Linked DNA regions of Homo sapiens: region 2 is linked to region 1. Evidence: chromatin contacts called from ENCODE Hi-C or POLR2A ChIA-PET data. All regions are on one chromosome and are shown on one strand. The core of a region is the stretch at or near the end of the contact, and the rest is flanking DNA. Distances in the headings are between cores, read along the strand shown. Region 1 holds the start of IBA57 (iron-sulfur cluster assembly factor IBA57). Region 2 holds the start of GGPS1 (geranylgeranyl diphosphate synthase 1).

Region 1 (6,613 bases), core at 2,503-5,002:
GCCTCCACGCCATCTGCTAGTCCTCCCTCTAAGACCAAGTCCTGGATAATCTGGACGTTCCCACAATGTCATGCCTGAGCCCCACACCACCACGCAGGCCTGGCATCTCCCACTACAGTGGGACGTGGTATCTTAGTTGCTCCAGTCTGCGGACCCCCAGAAGCTAAACCCATCTCGCACTCCTGGCGCTTGATCAGTCACTTTTAGAAAACCCCTGCCTTGGTTTCCCCAGCCACCTGGGGAGGCCACGACGGTGATGAGCTGAGCCTGGCACTGCTGACACCACAGCCCCCCTCCCTCCTCTGTCCTGCATCTTCCGAGCTCTGAGGCAGGTTGGCAGGGGGGCCAGTCGCTGGTGGGCCCAGCCCTGTACACAGCAGGACACACCCAGAGCAGGCGGTGCTGGAGCAGGCTGGCGGGATGGGACTCCATGTCTCACCTCCATCCGTTTCCACAACCTCAGCCAAAACTCTCGGCTGCTCATGGGAGTGCATAGTGGGGTGAGGGGCCAGCTGCTCAGAGACTCCCTCAGAATAGGGCAGTGGCACTCTCCTTCCTCTAGGAAGGGAGGAAGCCCTGAGGCGAGAATAACAGGAAACCACCTTCCCCCAACCCCCCCACAGTACCTGGGAAGCAGGGGCTGCGACCCCTACGCCCAGGCATTTTCCAGTTCTCACTCCCCTGGCCCCTGCTTCAGCCTGGTCCCTGAAGCCAGGACAGGGGCGGGGTTTCCTCCCCCAGGTGCCAGGCCCCAGTCCCCTGCCTGCTGATAAGGAGAACAGCAGCCAGGGTGGCTGGTGTAGAGTCCAGGAAGGCTTCTTGGAGGTGGCCTGGAGTTACGGCCTCACATGGCTCAGGCACTGGAATGTGGCCCCCAGGACTCTGGAGCTGAAAGCTCTGTTTCCTTTGAGTCCATTCGAACTGAAGTGGCCCCTGGTGTTGGTGGTGGCTTCTTTGGGGTGGGGGGGCCTAGGCAGGACAGATTCGGAGCCAGTGGGCCCGGCCCGGGGCACCAGGTTGCCGCACGCCTTTCCTGCTGCCTGTGCAGGGGTGGAAGCAAATTCCTCCTCTGGCTGAGGACCAGGCTGACGTGAGCCCAGAGGAACTCGACCCCCGCCCGTGGGTGTTGTCTGCGCCACTCCCTGCCCCGGGTTTCATCCTGCCTGCCTTCCGCTCTGTCCGCATGGGGCTGCCCGGGGGGTACCGGGTCACCCTCAGGAACGCCAGGCTCTGGCAGAGGAAGGGGTGGCGGCTGCAGCCAGTGGCTAGGGAGCGCATTCTAGGCCTGGCCTATCTCAGTCAGGAAGCTGGCGTCTGGCGGGGGACTGAGGCCCAGGGACCTTGGGGGACCCAGCTGATTTGCTCCAGGCTCCTCACCATGCCCGGAGCCTCGCCTGGTTGGGTAGGCAGGGTCCGGGGCCTCACAGGGCTTGGGGCAGGTGGGGATGCTGTGAGGAGGGTCCAGAAGGGCAAGCGGGAGCTCCAGGGATGAGGAAGCTGCAGTGAAGAGAGTGGGCTAACGGCAGGGCCTCCATGGCCACATCCAGGGCCTGCGGGAATTCGCTGACTGCCCAATGTCACCTGAGCCCCTAAGGCATGCCGGCTGCTGGCCCAGGCCCTCAGGACACGGCAGGGAGCTATGGCAGAGACTTTCTGCTTGGCCAAACTCCGGCTGGGATCTGGAACTTTCTCCTAGGCCCATCTGTGCACTTGCTTGGAAAATCCAGTTTTAGTAAGAGCCCTACTGAGTCAGTTTAGCCAGAACCCCACACCCTGGATATCTCACCCTCGATGACATCCAACCAGGTCCCTCATCCTCCACCATCACCTGGTGACGTCTGATCACCCTGCCTGCCTAGAGCAAGGACCCTGTGAGGTGGGTTTAGCCAGACCCCTCAGCCCTGATGTCTCCTTAGTCATTCCCACCCACAGACCCCACGCTGCTCCTCGGCTTCTCCACCCTCTGCCCTGCTGTGTTGGGGTTGAGCTCCATCTCCCCCAAGGCCGCCAGGCAGGGCCCCACACCACATGATGCGCCTTGGTGCAGTCTTCCTCACTGATGTTACTACGCATCATGAGGAATTTTTTTATTCAACAGATACAAAGACCTCTGCTTGCTGGGACTCTGCACCATAAGGACACATTGAGTAAGTCTTCTTTGGTGCTTTGAGTGGAGGGCAGTGGAGAGGGGAATGTCAACAGGGTGCATGGGCCCCAGGAGGCCAGCAAGGCAGGGATGGCTTGGACCAGGGCAGTCAGACTCTAGGGCTGAAGGCTGCTGGGGCCACCTTGTAGATGTGTCACCTACTACCAGGGAAAGTGGCCACTGTACAGGGCTGCTCAGCAGGGGGTATGGGACATCACTCCTCGAGAAAGCACGGTGGGGTGGATATGTCATAGCAGTGTGTGGTTCCTGCCTAAATTGTCCTCTGTGAGTTCAGCTGTGAAGAGAGGACGAGAGTTATTGGAAGGACGTCCTGTGGTCTGGAAGGACGTCCTGTGGGAGGACAGGCTGGGCTCCAGGGGAGCTTGGAATCCTGCACTGAAGAGGACTATAGACACATGATGGGGGTGACCCTGGCCTGAAAAAAGCAGAAGTTACCAAGGATGTGATTTGAAGCTGTGATTGTGTCTCATCATGTCACACTGATTAGGGGTGCGGAGGGGTTGTGGGCTGGATGGTGCCTGTCCTTATCCGTGGAGACACTTGGGGATGGAGCCTCCTGCCACCTGCAGCTGAAGTCCCAATGGTCCAGCAAATGAAAAAAATGACACAACAGCCACACGTGGACGCTGGCGAACTGGTAGGAAAGAGGAAGCGGCCGGGTGCGGTAGCTCACGCCTGTAATCCCAGCACTTTGGGAGGCCAAAGCCGGTGAATCGCTTGAGCCTAGGAGTTTGAGACCAGCCTGGACAACATGGGGAGACCATTTCTACAAAAAAAATACAAAAATTAGCTGGTGTGGTGGCTAGCGCCTGTAGTTCCAGCTACTCAAGAGGCTGAGGAGGGAGGACTGCCTGAGCTCTGGAGCTTGAGGCCAGCCTGGGCAACATAACCAAGACCCTGTCTTTACAAAAAATAAAAATAAAAATAAAAATAAAAATAAAATGCTGATACATGCTAGACCGTGGATGGACTTTGAGAATACTATGCTGAGTGAAATAAGCCGTCGCAAACGACAAATCCCGTAGGATTCTGCTCCTGTGAGGTCCCTAGAGGAGGCACGCTCATGGAGCCAGAAGGTACAATGGGAGCTCCAGGGCCTCGGGAGTGGGTGTTTAACAGGGAGTTTCAGGTTGGGAGGATGAAGAGGTTCTCGAGATGAGTGACGGTGCCCGACATGGGTGGGTGAAAACGAGGAAGGCCACCGAATGGGACATGGGATGGCGCTTAAGAGGCCGGCAGAAACCTCGTTACCTACCGAGGGTGGAGCCTGCGTGCTGACGGATAGGCCGAGTCCCCGCCCCGAAACACACCCCGCGCACGATGCTCCGCCCCACACGCATGCCCCACCCACCCAGCAGGCACGCTCGCCCCGCCCGCCCCTTCCAGCTCGGGAGGCCCTGCTCCTCACGCACGCACTCTCAGTCGGCCTCAACCGGCGCTGCTCCGCCCCTCAGGCACGCACGTTCCGTTCACCCCTCACGCACGCACTCTGCGCCCGCCCCTTCCCGCCTCCCTCCGGCGGCCACCGCCAGGGGCCGCTGTGGCACCCGCCCCTCCCGCTTCCTTGGGCCCTTCCCGCTGCCCCACTCTTGTCCAAGATGGCGACCGCGGCGCTGCTTCGAGGCGCCACTCCGGGGCGCGGCGGCCCGGTCTGGCGCTGGCGGCTGCGCGCGGCCCCAAGGTGCCGCCTGGCCCACAGCTCCTGCAGTCCTGGTGGCGACCCAACGGCCGGAGCGGCCTGGGCCTGCTTCCGGCTGGACGGGCGCACCCTGCTGCGCGTGCGTGGCCCCGACGCGGCGCCCTTCCTGCTAGGGCTGCTGACCAATGAACTGCCGCTTCCGAGTCCTGCGGCCGCGGGGGCCCCGCCTGCTGCGCGCGCGGGCTACGCCCACTTCCTGAACGTGCAGGGCCGGACGCTCTATGACGTCATCTTGTACGGGTGAGCGCGTGCTGGGAGGGCGCTCGGGGGCGGGCACCCAGGGGAGTGGCCAGGGACCGGCACCCAGGGACAGGGCGGGCGCCCGGGGCCTGCAGAGGGCGTGGGGGGTGGGCACCCGGGGAGGGCCGGGATGGGGTGGAAGCTCAAGGGTGGGTGGGCCAGCGACTGGCACTCAGGGTCAGGCACCCAGGAGATTCCACTTGGGATGGACACCCAGGGGAAGCTCACCCAGGGCCCAGCACCCGGGGGAGGGCACCCAGAGGAGGGCTTGGCTCAACACCCAGGGATGGGTCAGCGACTCATCCAGGGGAGGCCTGGGGGCCAGCCCACCATATCAGAGCAGAGGCGTCTCTAGGTGGGCACCTCCCAAGTGGGCCATCTGGTGACCCTTCTCCCTCCGCAGGGACAAGGGGTTCAGGGGCCCCGCCTGGTGGCAGAGCTGTGTTTCTGAGTGACAGCTTGTGGTGACACTCCCGAGTTCTGTTTACCTTGTGTTTCCCTGTGTCTCCCCATAGCTGGTCACATTGGCATTTGGCTCAGTCATCTGTGCTGACATCACGACTGTCAGTGATGTTCATGCCGGGTCAGGGCCTTGACTGCTTACAGCCTTGGGTTTCCCTTGCCCAGCTTCCAGGGACCTGGATCCCTGAAACCTCCGCCCGGTGGAGTGGATCTGGTTCGCGGCCGCCTGCCTGCTGTCCCTGCTATGGCGGACCCGGTTCTTGTTCTCTTCAGCTTACTCCTGTGTTTTGGTTTCAGGGGATGGACACCTTTTTAATGACTTCCTGAGCTACGTGGGGTGAATTTTTGGACTCATTGTGTCTCTGCTAGTGGCTTTACCTGATATCCTGGCTGGGTGTAAAAATCTAGCTTGGAAATTGTCACCGACAATGTTCACATCACAACTTTGTTTTCTCGCTGCCAGCTTTTCTGAGAAGTCTGGTGCCGTTCTTATTTGTATGTGAACTGTGTTTTTCTCAGAAGCTTTTCTTTATTCTTGATGTCGTGAAATGTCATGCTGATGTGTCTTAGTTTGGGCTTTTTCCATATCACATCTCTGGGCACTTAGTGGGCTCTTTAAATCTAGAACCAGAGTTGGTGAAATACGGCCCTGAGGTCAGACCCAGCCCATTGCCGGTGTTTATAATAAAATTCTCTGGGAACCCCACCCGTTGGATTCCAGGTGGTCTGGGGCTTCTTTTTTTTTTTTTTTTTTGAGACGGAGTTTTGCTCTTGTTGCCCAGGCTGGAGTGCAATGGCACAATCTTGGCTCATTGCAACCTCTGCCTCCAGGGTTCAAGAGATTCTCCCGCCTCAGCCTCCCAAATAGCTGGGACTACAGGTGCCTGCCACCATGCCCGGCTAATTTTTGTATTTTTAGTAGAGACAGGGTTTCACCATATTGGCCAGGCTGTTTTCACACTCCTGACCTCAGGTGATCCACCCGCCTCGGCCTCCCAAAGTGCAGGGATTACAGGTGTGAGCCACTGTGCCCGGCCTGGGGCTGCTTTTGTCTGGAGTGGTAGAGTTGTGGCACGAGTGTGGCCCTCAAGCCTAAGTTATTCACTGGCCCTTTACAGAAAAAGTGTGCCCACCCTAGCTCAATAGGCTTAAATCTTCATGTCCCAGTTCAGAGATATAGTCATCATAGTCTGTCTTATGTATTCATTACATTCTGTCTAGCTGCTTTAATTTCTTCATCTTAAGAACTACATTCTTTGATTCTCTGGAGCCTTCTATGTTAGTACTTTGCTGTTCACATGTTAGCCTTACAATGATGTTGATTTTGGTCCCCAAATTCCCTTCCATATTTCTATAGTCCTCTCTTGTCCTTTTCCCTTTGAGTCCTAGTTCAATTGAATTCCTATTCTTAATAAGTGTTTTGTGGTGTAAAGTACAGCTGACTTTGCACTACATAGGTCACTTATGCGTGGATTTTCCTTCACCTCTGCCACCCTGAGACGGCAAGACCAACCCTTCTTCTCCTTCCTCCTCCTCAGCCTACTCAACATGGAGACCATGAGGATGAAGATGTTTATGTTGATCCATTTCCATTCAGTGAAGTGGAACTACATTTCCTCTTCCTTAGGATTTTCTTCCTGGGATTTGTAGCTTACCGTATTGTAATACAGTATATAATAGCATAAAACATAAAAAATATGTGCCACTTGACTGCGTATGTTATGCATAAGGCTTCCAGTCAACAGGAGTCTGTTAGTAGTTAAGCTTTTGGGGAGTCAAAGCTTAAAGGTGGGTTTTCAACTGTGTGGGGGCCAGTGTCCCTAGCCCTTGCATCATTCAAGGGTCAGCTGTCTGTCCTTTCTGTGTCTCAGGGCTTTTTCCTCTTCATCCTTTCTTGCCTGGTCTGGAGCTTGTCTGCAGACCTACTGGGCCCCAGCTCCCCTTACCAAGCATATGCTTGGTGGCTCCTCTGTGTCTTTCTATTTGCTCTCATTGTGGGGGTCTCTGTCCTCGAGGTCTGCAGGAGGAGTTAATTTTCTTCACTT
Region 2 (6,613 bases), core at 2,260-4,759, 7.2 Mb after region 1:
ATAAGAAATAAAGTTGTAAGAAATAAGCTAAGTTTTTAGTACTAATAATTACTAGCAAATTCTCTGAGATTTGCTATACTTATAATAACAGGAAGTACTTGTATGAAGTTAGAAATTTATTTTAGTAACTTTTTCCTTTTAACGTTAAAAGCACCTTTTTAAAAAATGCAGTAGAATGTAATGCTGAGCACTTAAAATTAGTATTTCTAAAAAGATACCAAAAAATTTGCATTTGGCTAGTATTACCAAGAAACTTTTAAGGCTAAAGTTTCCAACATACTTTCATTTTTTTAAACAGACTACTTAAAAAAAAAAAGGAAACGAAAGGAAGAAAAAAAACATTTTAATCTCAGACTTTCAACTTAACTACATTTCTTTTAACCAAACATTTATAGAGCACCTAAGAAGTGACAAGCACTACAACACTGGGAAATGTGACACATTACATTTACTCCAAACTAAACCTTTTATTTATTCGGCTTCTGAACTTATTATTTCTTACTCAAACCAAAACTTTTCTTAAGAAATTCTCACCCAACATCAAGGTACATATACGAGTTACCTAATAAATGCACTTTCACCACTGTTTTACACAGGTGATGAGAGTTATAGCTAGGATTTGTGACTAACAAAAGGGATTCATTCCTGAAACATGTCTATGCTTCATGAAATGAGATAGGAATAAACTGTTTCAGGTAGTTTACAGCATCCCAAACTCAAAGAGAAAACCTTAAAAAAATTAGACTAAACTTAATTACTCTGTATAGTAGACCAAGATTTAAGTAGCCACAGCTTTTACCTTCTACAACCACAAGTATTACAAATTTTAATTTGGATGCAAAATTGTCAAAGCAGTCTTGATTCTGAGGACAAGTGAAATATTTTTTTAAATAGTTCAAAGGAACTGTCAAAAGTAGACAACGTTGATATTCTAACATGCTATCTGTTGCATTTCTACACTTGTGAACACTCTACCCTTTTCAAGCACTTCTGAATTTGTAATGGATGAAAAAATACAAGCTAGTGTCTAAGTTCCACCAGTTGAATCCAGACTTTTCAAAAATCTAAGGTTTTATTCTAGCATGTGTTTAAAAAAAAAAAAGACAGCATTCATATACATATTCTCTCAAGTAACAAAAATACCTGTATTTTTATCGTTATCATTTCTTCCAACAATTAAGCAAATTTTTTGACCCTATTCTCCACTCAGTTAACATATTGACATCTAAGAGGAACCTGGCCATCAGTTTTCCACACATCATAATGCAACAGAGCCTCTGACTTATTTACAGACCAACCAGATCAATAAAGAAAAATAAACCATATAACCCCAAGTCACTGGAAATACAAGAAACAACTGGTATCTCTGAATTGTGTAAAAAATCACAAAAATTCTCTTTTTAAATCTTTCAATTAAATTATTTTTGTGACGAGTCAAAGAGTTTTCTGCTAAAATTTTACAGTACTGTTCACACAATAAATAAGATTCTCTTTCATCAGTGTAACTGATAGAACCACAATACAGTTCAGTTTCTAGGGTCAGATTACCTGACTTGCTTTTTATTTTACCTTTTAAAACACTTTAATTCATGCCGTTATTCCTCTCATTCCCTACAAAAAGAGATGTTCAATATGGGAGAATCATCTTCAGTTGAGACATCCTATAACTGCCTCCAACTCCACAGCAAAGCCCGCCAGCTGACCCCGGTCTCTCTGGGGAAGGGCTCGGTCACCAAGTCACCAAACACACCTTCCTCTGCAAAACTCGGAAGCCCCACACGACGACCTCGTCGAAACCTCCTACTTCCTGAATTCGATAACCCCAGAGATTCGTTTTCCGCAGGCAATCTTACCTTCATGATGACTCTGGGACCAAGGTATCCTCTAAAACACCAGGTTCAGCTGCACCTGGAGGGGAAACAAAAGACACCCAGTCAACACCACAGGAGCCCCTCTGCACTGGCGGAGGCGGAGGGAAAGAAGCGAGCGACGTCCGAACCCCGAAGAAAGAGCCGCAACCAGGCGCCAGCCCCCGAACCATCACACGCCGACTCGGGGCTCCCTCCGGCCCCGCCATCCCCGCAAACCCAACCACCTACACAGCTCGGCAGCTTCCCGTCCCCATTGTCGAGACCCGACGGAGTTTCCCGTCTACGACAATGACGCCATTTCTGTCAGAGAAGAAACTCACAACAAGCCCGGCGTCCGGCGCAGGGCCGGCCGCTCTCCCCTAGGGCCTCGGCGCCCGGCCGAGCGAATCCGCGCCCCCACGCGCCGCGTCCGAGCGAGAGGCCGGCCGGGGGCCACCGAGGGGCCAGGAGGGCCTGTGGGCCGCGGGCAGGACCGGCCCGCCACAGAGCCCCTGCCCACGTCCCGTTCCGGGCTCAGACCCGACAAGTGGGAGCGAGATCAACATCTGGCCCCGCCGCGGGGACAACGTGAGGGCCGAGGGCCCCGGAGGCGGAACGGCCCCCACCCTGCCCGGGCCCCCGACCGCGGCCGCTAAACCGCTGAGTGTGCGGCCGCCCAGCCAGGGGGCGGCTCGGACACAGCGGCTGCGGGGGGTGGGGGTTCCCGGGAGGCCGAGGCCCCGAATTCGGGCGCCGCAGGGACCACCACCGCGATCTTCCTCTGCTCCTTGGCCGGGCCCAGCGACTCCCAAAAGAACCCCCTTAGGAGACCACGAAAGCCCCAGAAAATATCCCTACCTTCCTCGGAGGCGAGATCTGACCCTGGCACGTCCAGAGTCCCCTCTCTCCTTCTCCCCCCCAAAACCAGCAGGCCCGGGGGAGAGATGGGGAAGAAGGGCGGCGGGTCCAGCGGCTGCTGAGGCAGAGGCTCCGGCTCCTCCTCCTCCCGCGGCGGCGACTGGTACCTTTGTTTGGCGGCCGCTCGGGCTCCCTGGTTGGGGGGAGGGGGACGACGAAAAATCCCCCCCGGACTGGAGGTCCGGGCCCCCAATCGCGCTGCCCTCCAGAGGACGGCGGCGATGGACCCTCTGCAGCTCCCTCCGGGCAAAGGTCCAGGCGGTGGCCGTGGCGGCGGCAAGATGAAGCTCAAGAGTCTCCCTCCGCTTCGGCGACCGAGCTCCTCACTCCGGACTCGACTGACGGGCAAACATCGCTTCCCCCCCACCGACTCTAGGTTCCCCCCCTTTCTCCCCTCCCCTAGATTTTTTTTCCCCCCCTCCCCTACCTCTTTCCCGGATGGCCTCTTAGACGACCTTGGATTGGTTAAAGTTCTTTAGAACCCGCCTATACACTGTTCCTATTGGTCCCTGGATACAAACAACGACGCCATTTTCCCACCAGTTCTATGGAAACAGAAAGTTACGCCTCAAGGCTTTCTGGGAAATAAAGTCCATACTCTGGGGCCAACGCGCAAATCCTCGTCCGCGAGAACTGCAAGGCCCGCAATGCCCTGCGCCTGCGTGGACCGGTGCGGGGGCGGGGGGGAGGTGAAAGGGGCGGGGCAACAAAGCAGTAGGGAGGCGGCAACGACGCCTGCGCAGTGTGACCGGGATGGCGCATTTTCTTGCACCAACTAATGCGGTGTCGCTGGCGGCTGAGGAGGGCGGAGAGTTCTGTGGTGAAATAGTGGGAAGGATTCATGTAGGCATCGGGAAGAGCCTAAGTCCACATTATAAAATAGGAAGTTGATGCGGGGTACAGTTACTCCCGGACCGGCGGCGTGAAAGTCGTGATATCATCGTTGAACTGTGAGCGGCAGTGGCGGCGGCTGGGGGGAACCCGGATGGGAAGAAGGGCGGGGGAGGCTGGGAGGCGGGGCAGAGGAAAGAAAGAAAGGAGAGTGAGGACCCGGATGCTGAACCGGATTGTGTATGAATTTTCCATCCCCTAGCTTTAAGCGAGGAGGGAGAGGAAGGGTTGGCCAAGTGGGGCGGAAGGGAGCATCTGAGCGAGGAGGAAGCAGAAACCTCACCGTTTCTTCCCCTCCGGACTCTGTGCTAGCACTGTATACGTTTGCAGTTCTCTGCCCAGCCGCTGTGGAAAATCGGCCTCGAAGTGATTGAAATTCCCTGTTTATATCAGGCGGCTTCTTTCAGATCCATCGTCTTTCTCCCGGAGTATGAATGGAAGGATTCAGTATGCGCTTCACATTTGTATGTCTCTGGCCATTCTCAAACCAGGCCCTTCCCTTTGAAAAGTCTTTTGCATGGGATGTTCACTTCTTAGACGCAAGGTTGTGTGCCCTGGTTTCATCGTCTAACGCGTTAGAAGGCGCTTTCATTTCTTCATGGGTGTTGAGCGCCGACCACTGGGGTGGCCTCTGCCTTCGTAGACCTGCGCCTGGTGAGACGGACAGATGCTGAACAAAACGATGTGAAATTACCGCAGTGGCAGTGCCCCAGAGGAGAGTTCCACGGTGATAGGAGAATGAGGGAATTTGGCTTCTTTAGGGAGGGAAAGGAAGGGTTTCTGAGCAAGTGAGGATCGAGCTGAGAGCTGAAGGGCTAGCAGGAGTTAACTAAGGAAAGAGAAAAGGAAAAGACATTCCAGACAAAAAGACTAACTTGTCAGAAAGCCCTGTGGCGGAAGGGAGCTTTTCCAATATGAAGAACTGAGCCTGGAGAGATGGGATGAGGGGGAGTGTCGAACCTTTTAGGCTTTGTAAAGGAGTTTTGGTTTTCTCCTAATAGCAATGGGATATCTTCCAAGGAATCTCAATCAAAAGGGAGAGATGGCTCCGATTGGAATGTCATCCCTGGCTGAAGAGTAGAGGAAGCGAAAAAAAGAAGAGTTAAAGAGGCAAATGCAGGGAACCCGACGAGGAGGCTATTGCCGTAGTAGTTCACATGGTGAAAAGAATGGAGCGTTTGTATTAATGATTATGGATTCACTCTTTGAACAAATTTCTGGCAGCTTTTTAGTTTTGAAAGTGAGAAGTTTCAGACTCTCACTGAGGTATTCTGTAGTTTTTTCACTCTAAAAGGAAACTAGTAGAGTTCATGTAACACACACTAATGCCTCTTTACATTTAACTTTAGTATGTGATAGCTGAAATTTCCAGCTGTGATAAATTGGGAAATCCTTTGATTTAAAAGAAAAACAAAGGCGGGTGAGGGTGAGAGTATATGCCACGGTGTGTAGAATCCTTTAGACTCTTAAGAAGACACAAGGCGGCTGGGCGTGGTGGCTCACGCTTGTAATCCCAGCACTTTGGGAGGCCGAGGCGGGCGGATCACGAGGTCAGGAGATCGAGACCATCCTGGCTAACACGGTGAAAGCCCGTCTCTACTAAAAATACAAAAAAATTAGCCGGGCAAGGTGGCGGGCGCCTGTAGTCCCAGCTACTCGGGAGGCTGAGGCAGGAGAATGGCGTGAACCCGGGAGGCGGAGTTTGCAGTGAGACGAGATCACGCCACTGCACTCCAGCCTGGGCGACAGAGTGAGACGCTGTTTCAGAAGAAAGACACAAGGCAAGTTGGTTGTCGATACCTGGAAAAATTGAAGTTCTTATGTTTTCATACCACTGAAAATGCTTGTATGTAAATATCCTCTGGGACAGGAAATTGACTTAAGTGAGTATTCTTAAACATCTCTAAGTGAGGAAAGGAAATATTTTTTAAAGCATAATTAGTGTTTTAAGTTGAAAAATAACATCAACCACAAAGCTCTACGAATTGAAACAAAGATTAGCTCTGATTTCTGTGCAACAGGGTACACCTGTTACAGGTCCTGACACAAAAGGGAATTCTGAAAGTGCATCTCATTGATTTTTAAGTTCGGTCAAATGTGTTTTGGAGGCTGTGAGAAAATATACAAACGTGATTCTTGCTCCCAACTTGTAGTTGAGAAAAGATAGATACTAACATTTAAATAGAGAAGTATATGAGATCCTTTTTTAATTCTACTTTTAATGATGTTCGATAATAATCTTTTAGCTAAGCCATTATTCTTCCTGTTTTGCATCTTCTTTTCTTACTTCAATCCCTGATAATAAGGTCACGTGTCAGAGATCAAATAGTATAGGTAATAGGTTACCTAAATAGGTATTTGCATAATAGGTTACCTAACTAAATAGGTTTTTGCCTAATAGGTATGTTGATTATTTCGCTTACTTGATTCTTTATGAGCCTTTTTTTCCTTGCGACGTCTTTGGTATTAATTGTTAGTCAAGATGGATGTAGAAATTTTCCATATGGGATGTTTCTCTTTGAATTCATGTTGTTAAAATGATTTCTTTTGGTGGAGTGCTGATCTTTTTTATGATTGTTTCATATAGATAAGAACAGACTACAAAAAAATATGCCTTTCAATCCTGAAGAGTAACCTGAACTATACACTAGTTTTGTGCTTTAATTTTCATTTGTAATCTGCCTTCAATAAAGAGTTAAGCTAGTGGAATTTATGTCTTAGCTTGTTATAACACAAACACGAATATTTGTCTGCTTGGCATTAAAGGGTAAAGATATTCCATAGCTGGGAATCTTAATCTGAGGTACGTGTAAACATTCAGGGACTATATGATCTCTGAGAATTTGTATGTTGTAAGTCTTTGTGGCAGTGTATACATTTGTGTTGCAACTTATTAACACATACACCGGGCTTTTTTTTTTTTTTTTAGAAGATTCATAGCTTTCATCATATTC

The links. Hi-C counts contacts between places; a loop is a spot of excess contacts on that map. ChIA-PET counts read pairs that join two places held with the same protein, here RNA polymerase II (POLR2A). Pooled maps may share reads with other maps.
Region 2: a loop to region 1 is called in a map of naive thymus-derived CD4-positive, alpha-beta T cell, with 20 times the contacts of the local background. The contact joins the promoter of GGPS1 here to the promoter of IBA57 in region 1. A Hi-C loop is called at or near these places in 1 of 168 maps with a recorded cell type or tissue (naive thymus-derived CD4-positive, alpha-beta T cell) and 6 of 50 pooled maps. POLR2A ChIA-PET finds 5 or more read pairs at or near these places in 1 of 52 experiments (T-cell).

What each region holds. Positions count from the first base shown.
Region 1 is chr1:228,162,052-228,168,664 of GRCh38, forward strand. It overlaps IBA57 (iron-sulfur cluster assembly factor IBA57), which reads left to right and starts at 3,753. Exons shown (of 3, transcript NM_001010867.4): 1 at 3,753-4,106. The coding sequence starts at 3,766. It overlaps IBA57-DT (IBA57 divergent transcript), which reads right to left and starts at 3,461. Exons shown (of 2, transcript NR_103540.1): 1 at 3,423-3,461; 2 at 2,035-2,441. It overlaps LOC124904534 (a long non-coding RNA gene), which reads left to right. Exons shown (of 2, transcript XR_007066913.1): 1 at 1-1,402; 2 at 2,099-3,131. RefSeq lists an enhancer at 3,338-4,240 and a silencer at 3,345-4,384.
Region 2 is chr1:235,325,061-235,331,673 of GRCh38, forward strand. GGPS1 (geranylgeranyl diphosphate synthase 1) reads left to right here and starts at 3,510. Exons shown (of 4, transcript NM_004837.4): 1 at 3,510-3,718. It overlaps ARID4B (AT-rich interaction domain 4B), which reads right to left and starts at 3,119. Exons shown (of 24, transcript NM_016374.6): 1 at 2,709-3,119; 2 at 1,854-1,908. The coding sequence starts at 1,859. RefSeq lists enhancers at 1,800-1,989, 2,008-2,533, 3,270-3,329, 3,570-3,659, 4,160-4,309 and silencers at 2,240-2,329, 2,340-2,569, 2,740-2,789.